Linked DNA regions of Homo sapiens: region 1 is linked to region 2. A link is a contact called in ENCODE Hi-C or POLR2A ChIA-PET data. All regions are on one chromosome and are shown on one strand. The core of a region is the stretch at or near the end of the contact, and the rest is flanking DNA. Distances in the headings are between cores, read along the strand shown.

Region 1 (5,532 bases), core at 2,143-4,642, 75 kb after region 2:
TTGTATTTTTAGTAGAGACGGGGTTTCACCATGTTGGCCAGGCTGGTCTTGAACTCCCGACCTCAAGTGATCTGCCTGCCTTGGCCTCCCAGAGTGCTGGGATTATAGGTGTAAGCCACCGTGTCTGGCCAGGATTTTTATACATGCATTCATAGGTGAAATGAACTTAATACATTTATTTATTGCTTTGTCCTTACTGATTTTGGAATCAAGATTATATTGGTTTCATAAAATGATCTGGGCAACTTTGGTCTTTTCTAACTTTCTGGAACAACTTATATAAGATAGAAATTAACTGATCCTTGAAAGTTCGGTACAACTCCAGAAACCCACAAGTTTTTCATTACCATGAATCCCTCCAGCTCCCCAAAAATAGTTTTCTACTGTTGACCACATTTTGAAAGATTTGGTTTAAATTAATATGTATGACTTTTTCTTTCCCCAGGTGACTGCGTGCTGTAGAGAAAGTACCCACAGCTCTGCAGAATGGTGCCATGACAAACTCAAAGTCATCACCCTCAACTGGACAGTCAACTCTTTTATTGTCCTCAAGTTAAAGGGTCGCACCTCTCTCCTCAAGTCCCCTTCTCAGGCTCACCTATTACCTTTGGATAGATGACCCAACCTCCTACTTGACTGAGAAAAGGTAGCCACTAGGGACTAGCCTCTTGAATCCACCTACCTCCTTACAATGATTCTGTCTACACCCAATCATACCTCTTTCCATCAGTCTCCAAACACAAGGTGTCCCTTCTTAAATCCAAGACAATCTCTGTAAACCTGCTCCAAATCCCCTCCCTTTCTCCCATGGACTTTGCCTGTTTTGACATCCCCTCTCTGTCCCGAAGTTTAAACTCTACCTCGCTATGGGGCTTGGGGGGCTCATTTTCCTCGGTTCAGCAACAGACTCAAATCTCACCCATCCCAAAATAAAATCCCTCCTTTGTGTGCTGTGGGGCAGACATTCTCACGCACTGCAGGTGGGAATGTAAATTGGCAAGATCTTTCTGGGAAGCAATTTGGTAACCTGAGTCAAAAGCCTGAAAAATATTTGCACCCTTTGTCCCAGTAATCCTACCTCTAAAAAATTCATCTAAGGAAATAATCAGAAATGCTGACAAAGGTAGATGTTTAAAGATGTTAATCTCTCTGTTATTTTAACAGCAAAAATTGGAAACAATCTAAAGGCTTAACAATAGGGGATAACTTAAATAAATTGTACTTAAATGTAATAAAATACTGTACTATCACTAAAAATACAATTTTAAAAAGCATAATTGAATGGGAAACTGTTCATGAAGCAATGTTGGCTGTGAAGACGGCAGCACAGAAACAGTAGATACAGTCTGGTGCTGATTTTGTTACATATAAAAATAGCTAACACTTCTGGAATGTTAACTATTATATACGTTCTCTCACTCAATCCTCACAACATTCCTGTACAGTTAATACCGTTATTCACATTTTGTAGAGAAAGAAACCAACCAGAAAGAAAAATACCAATATTTGGCAGGGGGTACTGATGAATTTTATTTTCTTCATTCTCTTTATTTTCCCATTTTTATTTATTTTTATTTTTTATTTTGTAGAGATGGAGTTTTGACATGTTGCCCAGGCTGGTTTCAAACTCCCGGGCTCAAGGGATCCTCCCACCTCGGCCTCCGAAAGTGCTAGGATTACAGGCATGAGCCACTGCATCCAGCCTGTATTTTCCAATTATTTAAAGAGGAATTATTATTATTATCATTTTGTCAAACAGAAGTCCTGAATCATTGCTCCTCTTTCTGATTTATATATGCTAGTAGTGAATATTTTGGACAATACAGAGAAAATGCAATTTCCATTACTGCTACTCCAACTGCCACAGACAGCCACTGTGGACAGTTTGGCTTTTGTATTTCTATTTGCCTCTAAAATGTGTATGTAGACATATGCACTTTAAAAAGCAAACACGCCGGGCGCAGTGGCTCACACCTGTAATCCCAGCACTTTGGAAGGCCGAGGTGGTGGATCGCTTGAGGCTGGGAGTTCGAGAGCAGCCTGGCCAACATGGTGAAACCTCCTCTCTACTAAAAATACAAAAATTAGCCAGGCGTGGTGGTGTGCGCCTGTAATCCCAGCTACTCAGGAGGCTGAGGCAAGAGAATCACTTGAACCTGGGAGGCGGACGTTGCGGTGAGCCAAGATCGCATCACTGCACTCCAGCCTGAGCAACAGAGTGAGACTGTGTCTCAAACAAAAACAAAACAAAAACAACAAAAAAAGATCATGGAAACGTGGCTGTACATAGAACTCTACAATTTGGGCCGGGTGCGGTGGCTCACGCCTGTAATCCCAGCACTTTGGGAGGCCGAAGCGGGTGGATCACGAGGTCAGGAGTCCGAGACCAGCCTGATCAACATGGTGAAACCCCGTCTCGACTAAAAATACAAAAGTTAGCCAGGCGTGGTGGCGGGCGCCTGTAGTCCCAGCTACTCGGGAGGCTGAGGCAAGAGAATTGCTTGAACCCGGGAGGTGGAGGTTGCAGTGACACAAGATCGCGCCACTGCACTCCAGCCTGGGTGACAGAGCGAGACTCCGTGTCAATAAATAAATACATACATAAATAACAACAACAACAAAAAAGAACTCTACAATTTGAGTCCAAAAGTGGCTGCATTTTGATGTCCAGGGGTCGCCGTCCTGCGGGAAGAGGATGTGCAGCGCCCGTTTCTGCTGAAGGGACCAGTTTACTTACGCCAGGCAGACAGCCATCTCTGTGCTGCCCCACCCCAAGAGCTCCAAGTCTGGGCCTAGGAGAACTGAGTTCCTGTCCTAATTCTGCCATTTACTAGCTCTCCTAATCAACTTTTTTCTTTGGGAGCCCGTTTGCCCACTTTCAGACGGGGCAACAGTTCTTGTCTTGCCCACTTTAAGGGAACACTGTGACGTTCCAAGGGGCTGACGGGTGTGACTGGTTAAATCCCGCACCCAAGACAGTGGTCTTGGGACTCCTGTCCCTCCTCCCCATTTCCCGCTGCCTCAGGAATCCTTCGACCTGGCTTAAGGAGAAGAGAGGCCAGCGGCCGCGGGAGGGGCAGGGACCTTGTGCCCTGCACAGCACTAGAGACCAGAAGCTCCAGGCTGGCTTTCCAGCCTTCCCGCCCACTCAAGAGTCCTGCGGCGCGCCCTGCATAGTGGAAGGACTCGCCGCGTGCGGACGCGTAAGGGAGGCCCCTGGAGTGCAGCGGTGGAAGAGGGGAAACGCCGGGACTCTGGAAAGCAGGCTGCGTGGCGTCTACTTCCAACGCACGTTTTAAAGGCACTGCGGGCGCGAGCCGGCGCAGAGGCTGGGGCCCTCCTCCGCGGAGCCGCCGCCCTCTGGTGGCGGCGTGCGAAAGTTACAGCAGTTCGCTCTGCCCCGGCTCCCCGCGCAGGGGTTGAGGGACTGGGTTGCCACTCACACATATTCTAAGCCAGGGGCCCTTAGGGAGCTCCCAATTGAGACCTGAAACCGGCCCGAAGGGGAAGCCTGACATGGGGAAGCCAGGACTGGGACCTGGGACTCCGGCTGCGCCCCCGATTGACGCTTACAATAGCACAATTATGGTCATTGTGAACGCCAAAAGCCCCAGACAGTTAAGATTTCATTCAGGCCATTGCAATAGGGAGAACGTTCATTAATGAGGAGCATCTCAAAGGGGACTGGGGTTTTAGAGAGGCAGGTAAACAATGGAGTCATCAGCGAATCTTAGGGAATAGTAAGAAAGGATGGAGATCCGTATTTCCTTGGGATGCGAGCTTAAGGTGGTCCTTTGTGGCTTAGCTCTTTCCTTGGAACTTAAAGAGGTTGGAGAACTTTATCGTCGCTGCCTTCTGGAGGCACAGGGCTCAGATAAAGGTCAACATTGTCATAGTAAATGGTGCATGATGCAGGACAGCCATTTAAGAGGTGAGGGAAGTGAGACCCAGACCACCCAACTGAAATTTTGTGGCTGAAGCAAGATTCCAACCTGCAGACACCAAGACAGCAAAAAGTCCCCAACATGAAGTGCAGAGTTCCCTTGGAGAGTAAGATCAGAAGCTCAGGATGAGTTCCGCCAACAGCGGAAATGACGTCCTCCAAGACATGGAATCAACCTACGTCTCCATCAACAGATGATTGGATAAATAAAATATGATCTGTATACCCAATGGAATCGTGTTCAGACACAAAAATGAATGAAATTGTGTCTTCTGCAGCAGCATGGATGGAACTGGAGGTTGTTAGGTGAAAAAAGTCAGACACAGAAAGACAAATACTCATGTTCTCACTCATAAGTGGGAACTAAATAATGTATACATATGGGTGTGAGTATGAATGATAGTGGACGCAGAGAAGGGGATGTGGGGATGGATGATGAGAATTCACTTAATGGGTACAATGTATGTTATTTGGGTGATGGATACCCTGAAAGCCTGACATCACCACTACGAATTCTGTGCATGTAACAAAATTATACTTGTATCCCATAAATTTATACCAATCCAAAAATAAATAAATAGAAAGAAATTACCTGCTCCACAGCTTCTGGTTTGATAGAACGTATTGGAGAAGCATTGGGATTACCCAGATTACCCCAGGTATAGGGGAAGGGGGCTATGAAGTTACAGTGAAGACCCCCTAGTCAAGCCTCAGGAAGGGCCAGAAACAAGGCAGGTCTGGGATTCACCTGCTGTGTCTGTCTCTCTTTCAGCCAGTCAGTCGGTCAATCTCTGTCTCCAGGATACCCACTGTTATCTCTTCCACCAATCTCCATTCCCCCAACTTCAACTGACATCTGGCCTCCTACAACTACCCTGGTCCCTGAATCTACTCAACCTTCCAGTCACAGAGTTCACTTTTTTTTTTTTTTTTTTTTGAGATAGAGTCTCACTCTGTTCCCCAGGCTGGAGTGCAGTGGCACAATCTCGGCTCACTGCAACCTCCACCTCCCGGGTTCAAGCAATTCTCCTGCCTCAGTCTCCCGAGTAGCTGGGACTACAGGCACATGCCTCCACACCTTGCTGGTTTTTGTATTTTTAGTAAAGATAGGTTTTCACCATATTGGCCAGGCTGGTCTTGAACTCCTGACCTCAAGTGATCCACCTGCCTCGGCCTCCCAAAGTGCTGAGATTACAGGTGTGAGCTACCACACCCAGCCACAGAGCCCACTTGTAACTGCAGCTTCCTACTGTATCTTTTAAGATCCCTCTCGAACAAGTTCATGCCTTCATGCCAGGGCATGAGTCAGCGGCTGCAGCCAGCCTATTCTCTCCCTGGCCTCTGGGTCCTGGGTTGTGTGGGGTGGGATGAGTGGGCTTTCATAATCTGCTTTTCACAGGGGATAGGGGCAGGACAGCTGCCCCTAGAAGCGTCAGGAGCGGCTGCATCAAGGCAGTCCAAGGCTAAATTTTGGAAGGCAAGACTAGACATGTCATCATTTCCAAGCACTTAAGCCCACTCATGGGTCCTGAGCTTCTTCTTCAGGAGGGTGTAGACTGAAGAGGGTGATCTGAATGGCTAGAGAAGAA
Region 2 (5,967 bases), core at 1,868-4,367:
TCAAGTTCCTAGAAGACAGCATCTGATTGACCTAATTTAGGTCACATGGCCCATTTCCTGGCCCAGGGTAGTGGGGTCCCTTGAATGGCAATCTTACCAAGGCTGTATTAAATGCAAGACAGGTCAATCACTAAAGCAAAATTGTAGTGCTGTCACCAGAAAAGTGGCCATTGAGTGCTGAGCAAGAGCAGTTCATGCCTATCCACTATGGATCCCATGACTTTTCTCCAAAGCCAGCCTCGCTCTCCCCAGGGGACTCACGGGTCATCTCTAGGGAGAATGTGCCATCACCAAATCACCAGCGTCACCAGCTGCTGCTGCATGTTCCTTCCTCAGGACACAGGCCTCTCACCCCAAGCAAGAAGGTCCACTGTGAAGTTCAAAAGCCCAAGGGAAGAAAGCCTACCTGGAGACACACTTGTCCTCTGTTGACAAAAAGAGTCAAACTCTGTAAAGCATTTTTAGAGATTTATTCTGAGCCAAATATGTGTGACCATGGCCCGTCACACAACCCTCAAGAGGTCCTGAGAACATGTGCCCAAGGTGGTCAGGGTAGAGCTTGGTTTTATATATTTTAGGGAGATATGAAACATCAATCAAATACATTTAAGAAATACATTGGTTTGGTTCAGAAAGGAGGGACAAGTCAAGGTGGGGGCTTCCAGGCTATAGGTAAATATAAACATTTTCTGGTTGACAACTGGTTGAGTTTATCTGAAGATCTGGGATCAATAGAAAGGAAATGTTCAGGTTAAAATAAAGGATTGCGGAAACCAAGTTTTATTGTATAGAGGAAGCTCTCAGATAGCAGACTTCAGAGAGAGCAAGTTGTAAAATGTTTCTTATCAGACCTAAAAGGGTGTCTGGTTCTAGCTGATTATCTCCTGGATCTGGAAAGGAAGGAAGGAAAACAAAGGGGAAAAGAGATTCTTTATAGAATGTGGATTTTTCCCACAAGAGACTTTGCAGGGCAATTTCAAGAAATGGCTAGGAAACATATTTAGGGTTAAATATTTTGATTTTCTTTCTTGTTATATGAGAGTCAGATTGGAAAGTAAGTCATGATATACAGGGTTAAATAAAACTCATCTGATAAGAATGTATGGTTTGTAGGGCATGATTCCCCAGACCCCTTAGATAAGAATTTGGGCAAGATCAAAAAATCAGAGCTTAGTCCTCACCTCTGCGGGATAACCCACAATCAGAATTAGAACCATTCAGGAGAACAGGAGGGGGTATGGCCACAAAAGGTTCCCAGAGGTAGCCTGACCACTTTCACAATTTCGCCACAAGCAGGTGCTAGGCCTAGAGGTCTTTACCATAGAAAGTCCCGAAAGCCAAAACTGACAAATGGGATCTAATTAAACTAAAGGGCTTCTGTACAGCAAAAGAAACTACCATCACAGTGAACAGGCAACCTACAGAATGGGAGAAGATTTTTACAATCTACCCATCTGACAAAGGGCTAATATCCAGAATCTACAAAGAACTTCAACAAATTTACAAGAAAAAAAATCAAACAACCCCATCAAAAAGTGGGCGAAGGATATGAACAGACACTTCTCAAAAGAAGACATTTATACAGCCAACAGACACATGAAAAAATGTTCATCATCATTGGCCATCAGAGAAATGCAAATCAAAACCACAATGAGATACTGTCTCATACCAGTTAGAATGGTGATCATTAAAGTCAGGAAACAACAGGTGCTGGAGAGGATGTGGAGAAATAGGAACACTTTTACACTGTTGGTGGGACTGTAAACTAGTTCAACCATTGTGGAAGACAGTGTGGCGATTCCTCAAGGATCTAGAACTAGAAATACCATTTGACCCAGCCATCCCATTACTGGGTACATACCCAAAGGATTATAAATCATGCTGTTATAAAGACACATGTACACGTATGTTTATTGCGGCACTATTCACAATAGCAAAGACTTGGAACCAACCCAAATGTCCAGCAATGATAGACTGGATTAAGAAAAAGTAACACATATACACCATGGAATACTATACAGCCATAAAAAAGGATGAGTTCATGTCCTTTGTAGGGACATGGATGAAGCTGGAAACCATCATTCTCAGCAAACTATCACAAGGACAGAAAACCAAACACTCCATGTTCTCACTCATAGGTGGGAATTGAACAATGAGAACACTTGGATACGGGGTAGGGAACATCACACCCCGGGGCCTGTCGTGGGGTGGGGGGAAAGGGGAGGGATAGCGTAAGGAGATATACCTAATGTAAATGACGAGTTAATGGGTGCAGCACACCAACATGGCACATGTATACATATGTAACAAACCTGCACGTTGTGCACATGTACCCTAGAACTTAAAGTATAATTAAAAAATACATAAATAAAAAAAAAGAAAGTCTCGAGCCAGGCCTGGTTTGTCAGCCAGAGTCTTCCATCTGCAACGTCAAAACGCAGAAGCAAACAGACAAAACCTCTACAACTGGCTGGGCATGGTGGCTCATGCCTGTAATCCCAGCACTTTGGGAGGCTGAGGCGCGTGGATCACCTGAGGTCAGGAGTTTGAGACCAGCCTGGCCAACATGGTGAAACCCCTCTACTAAAAATACAAAAGTTACCCAGCCGTGGTGGTGCACACTGTAATCCCTCCCACTACTCAGGAGGCTGAGGCAGGCAAATCGCTTGAACCCAGGGGGCAGCGGTTGCAGTGAGCCGAGATCATGCCACTACACTCCAGCCTGGGTGACAGAGTGAGACTCTGTCTCAAAAAAAAAAAAAACCCCAAAAAACTAAAAACCTCCACAACAGCAACAGCTAAATGTATAATGCACAAATCACACTTGCTATGAAACATTCAAGTAATGCAGAAATATATAAAGGACTAAAGCCTGCAAAATGACTCTCTTCTATTTTCCCAAATCTCCCAAATGTGTGGCCTATTTTACAGAATCTCCAGGTGACTGCTTCCCCCTTCTCAGCTGACAGCAAGAGGAGTCTCTAGAGAGGAAGAAAAGAGGAGACAGGGCAGGGAAATTCCAGCTGCCGTTTCAGGCCTGAAACTAGAGCTGGGAAGAAAGCAGGGGCCGTCTCTGACACTGCCTTTATACGCAGTAGTTAGAACCTGGGTACACTAGCAAAATGAGGAACTAGCGAAAAGAAAGGAGGGGCAGCAAAGAGAGAGAGAAAAGTCAAGCTCTCCTTTACTCCCGTGTTCCATCCATTTTACTCCCACCCCAGAGGTAACAACTGTTACCAACCTTTCCCTATGCATTTACTTGTATATGGCAGATAAACAGATGAGAAATTAACTCAGTATTATTCTCCTACAGACATTTACGAAAAGATGAGACACAGATTTGGCTCCTCCATCTCTTAAGGAGGCAGGTTGTTCCTGGTCTCCAGGAGGACTGGGCCTTCCCCGACACCTTCTCCATTAGAAAGGGTTCTGCATGAGCAGGAGCTTTGATTATTCTTGTTGTCTCCCCAACACTGAGAATGGAGCTTGGTGTATGGTAATCACTCAATACATATTTTTGAATGAATGAAATCTTTTCCCTCTCCTCAGCTAAGATTCCTATTACCAACACTCTCTCCTAATTTGATCAAGTTTGAGTGGATTACAGTTCTTTTCCAATCAATGATCCCATAGTCTTGGTTGTTCACTCGGAGATAGTGGACCTATTATGGAGCTGGAAAAGCAGGACTATGTTAGTTTTAGAGTCAGAGGACCTACTTTTGTGTTGCCCACTAGCTGAAGGACCCTAAAGAGGGATAGTGGATGCTGGGGTACATCACCCCAGATCCCCTCTACCAGGCCTGAAGCAGTCATTCCCCCCAGCAGCCGGAAGTATCAAAGGCTGACAGTGGTAGGCAGAGTCTCCCAGGGGAACTGCCCTTGGCTGAAGAGGAGCTTCTCTCTCAAGGTGATGTCCTCTTCCTGGGGCAGCCCAAGGACTGCCTCTGTGCAGGAATATCAAGGCTCCGCCCCCTGCTGCCAACAGGGGACACCTCTGCAGAGCACTCCAGAGGTATAGTGATAGCATCACAGCCCAGCCTCTCCCTCTGCCCAGTCCTGCCTTCTCCACTCCCCCTCAGGGTGTTGATCCTGGGAACACTTCCCAATACACTTCCTGCATGACAATCTGTCTCAGAATCTACCTCCCAGAAAGTCCAAGATGCAACAAGAGGCCACTTAATCTCTCTGTTCCCAGCCTCCTTATCTGTACAATATAGGTATTAAAGAACATGGGCTTTCAAGTCAGACAGATCCGGATTTTAACCTTAGATCGACCACTTGCCAGCACTGTGTTTTTGAGCAATTTAACCTCTCAGAGACTTAGTTTCTCATCTGTAAAATGGGGTAGAGTAGACACTTCAAGTGCCCTGTATCACATCCCCTCAGCCTCCCTGTGGTATCAGCTGCAGCTGTGGAGGAAAATTTCATGCCATCCTTGTACTGATGTACAAATGTGATGGCTCACCATTTGTTCTTTACATTTTGTTTGTTTGTTTGTTTTGCAACAGCAAGATTTATTGTGGAGAGTGAAAGAACAAAGCTTCCACAGCGTGGAAGGGGACCCGAGGGGGTTGCCCTGTTCTTTACATTCTTTACCTCAGAGCTCCAGCACTCCTTTACCTTTATGCCCAGACCACTAGACCTTTATGCATTTCAGTGATGTGTCTGGGCCCTAAATTTGGGTAGGAGTTATTTCCCACCTTCTGGAGTGAATGTGTCATGCCACAGTCTTTAATATACTTGTCATTTCTTGCTCATTTGGTCTCATTAACATGATGTTATTGATATGCTGCACTAATTAGATATTCCATGGAAAATCCAGATGGGCCAGGTCCTTTTGGACATTATGATAAAGGCAGCAAAATTAACATGGCCCTGAGGCAACATGTAAATATATCTAATTGTCTGCTCCGTGTGAATGTGAGCTACTTCTGATCCTCCTTTCTGATAGGGATAGAAAAGAAGGCAATAAGGAGATGATTGGTCATGTACCGCATCTGGAGGGTGTATTCATCCGCTCCAGGAAGATGCCGTGTGTAGCACAACAACCACAAGTAGGGATACTACTTGGTTAAGTTTGTGGGAGTGTACTCTCAGTCGCCATGATTATGCAATTTTTGTAGGGACCAGATTGGTGAATTAAATGGGGATACAACAAAAACCACCATCCCTGTATTTCCTTAATCTTTGAAGGTGGAACTAATTCCTGCCATTCCTCCTGGAATAAAAAACAATCTTGTATTTGATTTACTATCATGGCAAAGGAGAGTCGGCACTTTTAGAGACTCAAGGAATCAATGCTAGGGTTCTACCAACTACCATGTATGTCCATTCCGAAGCGTTCAGGAATCAGGGATAGGACCACAGTGGGTTGGTGGACGCACCCAACTGGACTCACTGTGAATTAGAGCAGGATCACGGCTTCGTTGTCACCTGGAACCCATACTCCCTCATTCTGATGGGAGGGAGGGATATAAAAGCACTTTGGGTCACCAGATATCAGTGTTGAGTTAGACCCCATGGCTAATAGTCCTTCAAAGCCCTCAGAATTCCCCCTTTCTCATGGTGATACACAGTAAATGGCCATAGATTGTTTTAGGAAAGGACTGGGGCATTACTACTGAACACATTTGCCATGATGTTACAGATCCTTCCTCACAGAGACCTAACCTCTCCTTTAGTCAACGGCTCAGGTCAGAAACAGGATAAGAAATCATGATGTATTACTGGGGGTGGCTGCTTTCAACCCCCTGATCATCCATCCTTGATTTCTTTTGACTGTCTAAATTAAGCAATGCACTGTTGGCCACCCATCTATCTTGCTTCTAGGAACACTGTGTTCTATTAGCCATCTCCATAGTGCTCTGTGGGTCAGGATCCAATTTTGCTGTTCATTGCAATTGCAGTCACCTTGGTTTAAAGGTCAAGCACCACCACCTGAACTCTGTTATTTTGGGATTCTATCAT

Evidence for each region. Hi-C counts contacts between places; a loop is a spot of excess contacts on that map. ChIA-PET counts read pairs that join two places held with the same protein, here RNA polymerase II (POLR2A). Pooled maps may share reads with other maps.
Region 1: a loop to region 2 is called in a map of GM12878, with 5 times the contacts of the local background. The contact joins two enhancer-like sites. A Hi-C loop is called at or near these places in 8 of 168 maps with a recorded cell type or tissue (Caco-2, GM12878, HepG2 and 4 more), 24 of 37 single-sample maps with no recorded cell type and 10 of 50 pooled maps. POLR2A ChIA-PET finds 5 or more read pairs at or near these places in 4 of 52 experiments (GM10248, GM12878, HepG2 and 1 more).

Annotation. Positions count from the first base shown.
Region 1 is chr15:67,861,416-67,866,947 of GRCh38, reverse strand. No RefSeq gene overlaps it. Among named protein-coding and RNA genes, the nearest start is that of RNU6-1, 24 kb to the right of the region's middle. RefSeq lists an enhancer at 4,142-4,231. Within about 2 kb of position 3,392, at least 13 of the 41 ENCODE cell types and tissues checked have a DNase peak (open chromatin) inside an H3K27ac peak, as active enhancers do; they include GM12878, where a contact is called at or near this core.
Region 2 is chr15:67,935,426-67,941,392 of GRCh38, reverse strand. No RefSeq gene overlaps it. Among named protein-coding and RNA genes, the nearest start is that of RNU6-1, 98 kb to the right of the region's middle. RefSeq lists an enhancer at 3,932-4,101. Within about 2 kb of position 3,117, at least 2 of the 41 ENCODE cell types and tissues checked have a DNase peak (open chromatin) inside an H3K27ac peak, as active enhancers do; they include GM12878, where a contact is called at or near this core.